Linked DNA regions of Homo sapiens: region 2 is linked to region 1. A link is an interaction called in ENCODE POLR2A ChIA-PET data of the cell type or tissue named here. Cell type or tissue: GM12878. All regions are shown on one strand. Links, peaks and the distances in the headings refer to the core of each region. The heading gives the core; the rest is flanking DNA.

What was found. ChIA-PET counts read pairs that join two places held together with the same protein. Peaks named below come from ENCODE experiments on the same cell type or tissue, not always from the same donor. Only the 100,000 strongest peaks of a DNase experiment are listed, where the experiment ranks them.
Region 2: POLR2A ChIA-PET joins it to region 1 with 11 read pairs; 3 of 35 experiments call an interaction of 5 or more read pairs at or near these places.

The regions. Positions count from the first base shown.
Region 1 is chr22:46,772,212-46,776,592 of GRCh38, forward strand. The region is part of intron 1 of TBC1D22A (TBC1 domain family member 22A); the gene reads left to right. Among named protein-coding and RNA genes, the nearest start is that of TBC1D22A, 12 kb to the left of the region's middle. RefSeq lists enhancers at 913-1,427, 1,428-1,943, 2,006-2,085, 2,126-2,195 and a silencer at 1,556-1,735. In GM12878, for the core only: no CTCF peak of the experiment used is centred there; DNase peaks (open chromatin) are centred at 1,810 and 2,050; H3K4me3 peaks cover 3,666 bases; H3K27ac peaks cover 3,734 bases.
Region 2 is chr22:46,394,701-46,399,081 of GRCh38, forward strand. It overlaps CELSR1 (cadherin EGF LAG seven-pass G-type receptor 1), which reads right to left. Exons shown (of 35, transcript NM_001378328.1): 11 at 3,824-3,937; 12 at 2,974-3,148; 13 at 1,905-2,046. Among named protein-coding and RNA genes, the nearest start is that of TRMU, 61 kb to the left of the region's middle. In GM12878, for the core only: no CTCF peak of the experiment used is centred there; no DNase peak of the experiment used is centred there.

The DNA.
Region 1 (4,381 bases), core at 271-4,270:
TACACACATATACATATATATGTATACACACATATACATATATATGTATACACACATATACATATATATGTATACACACATATACATATATATGTATACACACATATACATATATATGTATACACACATATACATATATATGTATACACACATATACATATATATGTATACACACATATACATATATATGTATACACACATATACATATATATGTATACACACATATACATATATATGTATACACACATATACATATATAGTATACACACATATACATATATATGTATACACACATATACATATATATGTATACACACATATACATATATATGTATACACACATATACATATATATGTATACACACATATACATATATATGTATACACACATATACATATATACATATATACACAAACACACATGCACCGCACTTTTTTTTTTTTTTTTTTTTGAGATGGGAGTCTCACTCTATCACCAGGCTGGAGTGCAGTGGTGTGATCTTGGCTCACTGCAACCTCTGTCTCCTGGGTTCAAGCTATTCTCCTGCTTCAGCCTCCTGAGTAGCTGGGATTACAGGTGCTCACCACCATGCCCAGCTAATTTTTGTATTTTTACCATGTTGGCCAGGATGATCTCCATCTCCTGACCTCCTGATCCTCCTGCCTTGGCCTCCCAAAGTGCAGGGATTGCAGGCATGAGCCACTGCATGTGGCCACACCACACTTCCTTTATCCACTTGTTGATGGATGGGCATTTGTGTTGAAAAGAAGTCATCTCTGTTTTTCTTTCCCTGAACGGCCACAGTGTAGCACGGCCTGCCTGTGGCTAGGACAAGGGCAGTGCTCACTTGCAGGGGCCTGTCCTGGCTCTGTGGCCTGAGAGTGACACCTGCCCCTCCTTTCCTTCTCTGGCAGGCTCAGCATCTCTGCCCCTCCTCAGCTCAGCCCTTCACCCCCTGAACACAGGCCGTGGAGATCTGCATCGTGCAGTGCTTCTAGGTGCAGTGGGGAGCCCAGGAACAGGAGCCCGTGTCCTGTCACAGGGTGGGGAATGTCACCGTGCTTGGCCCTGGGAGCACAAGATGACCCACCTGCGTAGTTCTTTTTCCTGAGGAGTCGGGGAGCGTGTCTGTGTGCGGAGCAGGCTCAGAGCAGGTGTTCCCTGCAGCGCTCAGAACTGAGGTGGCTGGGGCCTTGGTGTCACACCTCACGCTAGGGATTGTCTGTGGAGTGCTTCCCTTGGGCTAGGCACTTATTTTTATTTTTTTTGGAGATGGAGTCTTGCCCTGTTACCCAGGCTGGAATACAATGGTGCCATCTCAGCTCACTGTAACCTCTGCCTCCCGGGTTCAAGCAGTTCTCCTGCCTCAGCCTCCCCAGTAGCTGGGGCTACAGGCTCATGCCGCCACACCCAGCTCATTTTTTTGTGTGTGTGTTTTAGTAGAGATGGGGTTTCACCGTGTTGGCCAGGCTGGTCCCGAACTCCTGACCTCAGGTGATCCGCCCACCTTGGCCTCCCAAAGTGCTGGGATTACAGGTGTGAGCCACTGCACCCGGCGGGCTAGACACTGTACATGCAACCACACGTGTAGTCCTCATAGCAGCTGGGGGTGGTACCGTGTGGTCCCTATTTTACAAATGAGGAAACTCAGAAGCTGAGCTACGTGCTCAAAGCCACACAGCTCATAAGTGGCAAAGCTGGGGTTTGAACCTTAGAAGTCTGTGCCCTTACCCATCACAGCCTCATCCTTATCTCCTCCATTCCCTAGGGGACTTAACAGGTGTTGAAATTATTACAGAGAAAGCTGACTCACTCACCAGGAATCTGATCCTGCTGTGGGCTGGCTTGGGTGGAGGTGTTCCTCCCGCCCCCGCACCCATCCTCCTGTTTGAACTCAGGCTGCTGCCTGCTGGGCCTGCCTGCCCTTGGAGCCCTGCTGAGCTCAGCCTGAGGCCTGGCTCCTCCAGGCTGGGGGAAAACCAGGCTTGCTGTGCTCGGCAGCAGAGATTCTTCTGGAGTGAGGTGAGCAGCTTGTTCTAGGTCCCCCCTGGTGTTCTCTTTGCAGACAAGAGGCAGAGGTATCAGGAGGCCCAGAGGGAACAGGGCTGCCTGGGCTCTTCCCATTTCTGGGCCCCGTGCTGTGGGGAACTTTCATTTTGAGTATCCCCAGACTTTTTGTTCCCCCTTTCTGAAATGTTTCCTCTTTTCTGGTGATAAACATGGAAATTCCACCCCGAGTGCTGCGGTTCATGAAGGGGCACGTAGGCCCTTTGAGTCCAGTTGCTTAGAATACCTGTGGGTTTCCTTATTAAGTAGGAAGTAGAGGCTGAGAACGTCTGTGTTGTTACTGATGGCAGCCCCCCGGGGCAGGGCCAGGCATTGCTGGGCGCCCTCTCCTCCCTGAGTCTGCCTTCCGTAAACGGCCTGCAGTGGGGAAGGTGGGCCTCTGCTCAAGGCCCCGAGCTCCTAGGGGAACGGGTTCACCTTCAGGCCCATCCAAGGCAGAGCCCTTTCCGGCTTCGGGGCCCCTGATATTTCTGGGCCCCCGACTGCATCCGCTCTGTTCCCACGGGTCCCTCCTGGGTGTTCTTGCTCATGCTTGGGTTCATTTGAGCGCTGCCTCGCCCTCCGCCATCCTCTTCCTTCTCATGTGCGCTGTGTGCACCGGAGCCCGGCCGATGCTGATAGAATTTTTAAGTGTGCCGTGCAGCTTTCTGCACCTGGGCCTCTACTCCTTGCTGTGCTGGTTTGAAATGGGCCTTCTTTTATCAAACATTTTTACTAAACTAAAAAATAAAATAGGCTTGCTGGCTCTAAGGCTTTCACCTAGATGAGGCGAGTGATGTTTATTGCAGTCGTCTGGATGAGCTCCTGATCCTTGGCTGAAAGCCATCAGTGGCTCGGGATGTGTGGAGAGGACAGGGCAGAGGACCCGGTCTTGGAAAGGGGGTGGGTCCCTTGGTGTCACTGTGGCTCTCTTAGGGGTGGCAGCTCCTCCGCGAGGGCTTGGTGCACCCGCTGCCCTTGTTTTCACGTGAATGTGTTTGGGGCGGGAGGCTAGCGAGTTGCCTGGGACTCCCTACATTATGCTGTTGGGGTCGGGAGTCAAGAGGAGATCTGGCCTTGCTTCTTTCCGAATACGGAAGGGATCTGGGAGGAAGAAAGGTTCAGAGACAACCACAGTTTTATAGAATCTATGACTATTTTCCTGCTCACGTCTGGGGCCTTGGGAGTTGCTTTCTCGGGGTGGAGGAAGAGCACAGAGCGCCACCTCTTCTGTTTTGAGACTGGGTCTGGCTGCTGCCAAGTTCTCAGGTTTATTGATGGTGCAGTAGGTGATTCCTGTGCGGCCACAGCTGCCTCCTGGAAGGGCTGGTAGAGGGTTGTTGGCTGTGGGCCGCATTTTGTTTTCTCTTAGAATTAATCTCTATAGTGAGTTAGTTTTGTGTTCCAAAACCAGTCACTAGAGCCACTGTAACAGCTTGTGCATCAGCCAGATGTGCCTGCCTCAGCCGTCATGCTTTTAAATAGCTGAGAGAAAAGGCCACCTTTACAGCAGCTCACTAGCTTTTAAGAGGGTGTCACCTAGCTGGGTTTTGTCGTGAGAGAATGTGCTGTGTTCTTGGAAGTTAATTCCTTCAAAGATACGGTGTACCTTTAAAATGCTTAATCATTCACACACGTGCACAGTGAGGAAGAGAATTAAATGGAACAAGCAGTTATGGGATGCGCTCTGTTTGCACATGAGGCCCTGGGGCGTGTGCAAAGGTGAGCCTGGTGTTACTCCTGCTACCGAGGGACTTCGTTTGCTGAGGGAGACAGACCAGCCAGGAGCTTCTGCCGCAAGGATGCTGGTGCCAAGCGGGCCACGGAGGGGCCAGGAAGCCCTGTGGCAGTATAGGCAAGGAAAGGGGAGTTTTCACTGAGGACATGAGATGACATTAAAGTGGACTTTGAAGGTTACCTGGGGTGTGGGGCGTGTTCTGTAGTCAGGGGCTGGGACAAGGCCTTCTTGGCACAGGGTGGCTTGAACACAGCCTGAGTGAGGAGGAGTACAGGGTGTGTTTGGGAGCCTGGCGGGTCGCTGGCTACCTGAGAACAGAGGTGTGCGTGGAAGTAGTGGGCACAGCTGTGGCTGTATGGTGGGATGGTGTGCGTGGAAGCAGTGGGCATAGTTGTGGCTGTGTGGTGGGGTGGTATGGATGGAAGGAGTGGGCACAGCTGCGGCTGCGTGGTGGGATGGGAGGTGAGGGTCAGTGTTCAGGATGGTGGCTGCAGGAGTTTTGGCTTGAGGCTCTTTTGTGTTTGGAGTAGGGAAGGTTTCTGAGCAGGAGTGACCTGATCAGACCTCCTGCTACTGTTTATTGACCTCTTGCTGT
Region 2 (4,381 bases), core at 309-4,308, 380 kb before region 1:
TCCCCCAGGTCCCCTGGCCCCCAGACCCACAGATGCTCAGGGCAGCCATGCCCTGGTGTAGCATGCCCCTTAGGACGGCGGCATGCGCCCGTGCACTCGGAATCCAGCAGAAGCCAGTCCTGCCTCCCTGAGCCTCCCCCGGCAGAGAGCAACAGACACTGAAGATGAGCAACACTGCAGGGACAAAGCCAGGCCTCCGAGGTGCTGGCCGCTGCTGTGCATGAGTCTCCCTACCTGTTCCTGACAGGGCTGCACCTGCGCAGTCACCTGAAGGCCCACCTGCCTGCAACGGCCCCGCCCGAGTGTCCTGCGGGCTCCTGCAATCCCCCCTGGCTAACCAAGTTCCCTCCACCCAGCTGCCAGCCTCTAGCATTCACTCACTTGGCGAGCAAGTATTAAGGACTGTGTACAAATCAGGGTCATAAAGACAACCAGGCCAGAGATAGAGTCTGGCGTTTATGGATGTGTGTGTGCAGCGTGGGGGCCCCAGAACCTTCATCCCCCTGCAGCAGTGGTGACTGTGGCGCCGGGCATGGAGATGCTGGATCAGCCTCTTGGCAACTCCCCCTGCTCCAAGCTGTGCTCCATGCGGCAGGTGGGGGTTCCCTAAGACCAGGTCCTGCCACTTTAGTGCTGGGCCCCCACGGCCTCCACACAGCCGAATTCTGTTCCTGGCTTGCGGGCCCACCTCTGTCCCCACCCAGGCCTCTCTAGATCAGCCTCATCCCCTTACTCCTCTCCAGCTTGGCTCTGTTGCTTTCGCTCCCAGAATGCCCTCCCGCTTCAGCCACACTGGCTCCCACCTCCCTCTCCACTCCCAGGGCACCTCCGCGGCGCTCTCCCTGGCATCACATCTTGCTGATATCCAAGAATGATGTGGTGCCATCTTCTCGTGAGGTCACCAGCTCCAGGGCACAGGCTGCTTCCCACTCATGGGGTCACAGCCGGGATCACAGCACCTGCTCTAGGCTCGGGAGGACAAAGAACGGAGCATAGCAGGTGTCCCTGCACCTGATGGCCACCAGCAGCTGAGGACAATGAGCCACAGGGGCATCACCTCCACGGCGGCCTGGAACCTTGGTTTATGAAGAACCCAGCAGCTCCACCTTGGACAAAGTGACGCTTGTGATGACTACGCACCTGTACCCAGCGATCCCCGTGCAAAGGGTACAGAGCCCAGAGCCCAGAGAGCACGCTGCTGCCTGTCCTAACCACACTAGGATCTCCGCACACATCAGAAATGACTTCAAGCCCAGCGACTCGACAGAGAAAGCATTCTCTGTAAACCACATGCGTCTCCCTGCATCTCATGGGGCCTGTTTGCTCTGGGCCCAGTGAGGACTCCAGGTGAGTCATTTGCATGTTTCAGGTGTGGACACATGATCCAATGGGGTTAGTTTGAGACGTCCAAATTGATTCTCATTGCCCAAGCGTGGTGGCTCACACCCGTAATCCCAGCACTTTGGGAGGCTGAGGCAGGTGGATCACTTGAGGTCAGGAGTTCGAGACCAGCCTGACCAATATGGTGAAACTCCATTTCTACTAAAAATACAAAATATTAGCTGGGCATGGTGGCGGGCACCTGTAGGACCAGCTACTCGGGAGGCCGAGGCAGGAGAATCACTTGAGCCCAGGAGGCAGAGGTTGCAAGGAGCCAAGATCGCGCCATTGCACTCCAGCCTGGGTGACAGAGCAAGACTCTGTCTCAAAAAAATAAAAATAAAATAAAAATTAAAAAAAATTTGATTTTCACTTAATTCATGCCAAATTAAAAAAAAATATGTCCCTGTTACCCAGAATCACACATATCTTTGGGTCAAAATAAGAAAGAGAAGACACTGAGTCGAGGGAACACAGCCACATGGACTCTGAAGGTGCAGGGAGGCACCAGGGGCTGCTCTTACTTGTTCTCACAGTACGGCCCGTAGTGACTGGGCCCACACTCGCACACGTAGCCCTGCGGGGAGCCGGGGGAGCGCACGCAGGCCCCCATGTTCTCGCAGGGGTTCAGGTGACAGGCATCCACACAGTTTATTCCAAGGTACCCTGCAAGGACAGAGCCAGCATTACCTCCACCCACAATCCACGAGACCTTCCACGTTAAAATATCTGGAGCAACCTGTCCCCTCCAGAAGATCTGACTTTCCCTGGTACTCAGCAGAGGGAAGAGGAAGAGTGCCACAGAGTCCCCGAAAACACAGCGTTAGGCGGGTTAGACTTAGTGATGCAGAGAGGAAGGCCTTCCCGGGCTGCCCCAAGGAGGGTGAGAGCCTTGGAACACGGGGCCCAGGCTGCCCCAGGACACATGGGGAATGGCCACCAGCAGAAGATGACTTAAGCACCTCAAAACTCTGAGGCCACCCTGAATGGAGGATTTTCTTAATATGCACTTTTCACTAATTCTTTTATTTATTTATTTATTGAGAAGAGTCTTGCTCTGTTGCCCAGGCTGAGGTGCAGTGGCATGATCTCAGCTCACTGGAACCTTTGCCTAAGAAGCTCAAGTGATCCTCCCACCTCAGCCTCCCACGTAGCTAGGACTACAGATGCGTGCCACCATGCCTGGCTAATTTTTGCTTTTTTTTTTTTTTTTTTTTTTTTCGTAGAGATGGGGTTTCACCATGTTGCCTGGCTGGTCTTGAACTCCTGGCTTCAAGTGATCCACCCACCTCGGCCTCCCAAAGTGCTGGGATTACAGGTATGAGCCACTGCACCCGGCCTTACTTTTCACTGTTTCTTTGCTGATCACCCCATGTGCTGAGGAGAGCGCCTGGGGCACTCTGTGCCTTGAGTAAGGAAGAGGCTCAGAGTCTCTCTCTAGGAGGGGCCCGCTTGTTATAAAATAAAGCTCAGGGCTCCACGGAACCACAGGGAGTTGGCTGGGGACGCTAATGTCTAAACTGAGCCCCCCTCCTGTGTTTCAGCCATAAGAGACCTCCCTGTCACTGAAGGGCCCCGGGAGGGCGGTCCCACCTTTGTCACAGACGCAGCTGTAGTCCTCCCAGGCGTCGTGGCAGCGGCTATTGGGGGGACAGGGGCTCGAGGTACAGGGGTCGTCCACATCACAGCCGTCCTTCACCCTGACCTTGAGTGCGTTGTTCATGTTCAGGGTGGCGACGTTGGTGGGCGTCCCCCCCATCCTCACTCCCTGCATTAAGTAAACGGCACTGGGGCTACAGGAGCCCGGAAAGGTATGTAGGGGTTAAGGGAACCCTGAGACCTCTCTGGTCCCTTGCGAGGCATTCATCTGTGATGCCTCATTTATCTACAGAGCTGGGGCGGGCAGGGTTGTTCCTCTTGCCCCACGGCCTGCTGGCCGGAGTGCAGTGGAGGGCTGGGTGAGGAGCTCAGAGGGCACGCCAGCCTGAGCTCCTGGGGTGCGCGGTGGGGGCGTGAGGAGTGGATGTCCCTGCCGAGGGGGCTGAGAGCTGAACGACTCAGAGCAGCTCCCTCGGCCGTAGCTGGAACCCCTGGCTCCAGGGGACAGGCACGGGGCCCACTTGGGTGACGTCTGTGGTTGGACTGGGTGGGGGTGGCGGCAAGGGGCTCGATTCAGGACACTTCACAAAGGCAGAGGGGCAGGTGGCTGGCATGGCGGTGGGGAGCTGTGGGGGCCAGGGACGGCCCGGATGCCAAGGGGAACCGCAGGGGAGAATGGGTCTGAAGAGGAAACAGGAGCTGTTAAAGTGGGGATGCCTGTCAGACAAATTCTTCACTCGTTGAAAGCTAACAGGTTGACCAACGGAACCACCTATGGTGCTGCCAGCCTCGGAGCTGCCTGTGAGGGGCAGGCCTCCCCCCGCCCCCCACAACCCCCACGCACCTGCATGCAGCCTCGGAATCCACGGCGCACGGAGACCTTGTCTTCAGAGGCGCCTCCGACCACCACGCTCCTTACCGTCAGCCCGGGAAGCATGCCCCCGATATCTGCCTTGTTCTGTGCGGAGAGAGGGGCCGGGGATCTGGGGGCTGCATCCACCATCCTAGAAACGTCTCTCAGATGGGAAGGATACACTGGAAGTCTAAACAGTCACTTCAACAAACTCCGCAGAGCCTGAGGACATCTGGGCCTCCAAAGAGAGAGCTGGGCCCAGCTGGACAGCGAGGCTGGCTGTGATGACCAGGGCGAGGGGACCAGGCCAGAGGATGGGTGTCCATGCCCCAGCCTAGCTGAGGCGGCCAGTGGGGTCAACGTGGGCAACTGTCCCGCCTCCGTCAAGGGCACAACACTAAACCAGCCACGCTGTGACAGAGAGCTTGGCGAGTCAGGAAGACTGCAGTGAACGGAAATCCGCTCACTCATTAACACTGTGGGAACCCAAGAGGGTCTCGGCTGAGATCCAGTCCCAGAAAGGCAGGTGCCTGGAACACACCTATTTAC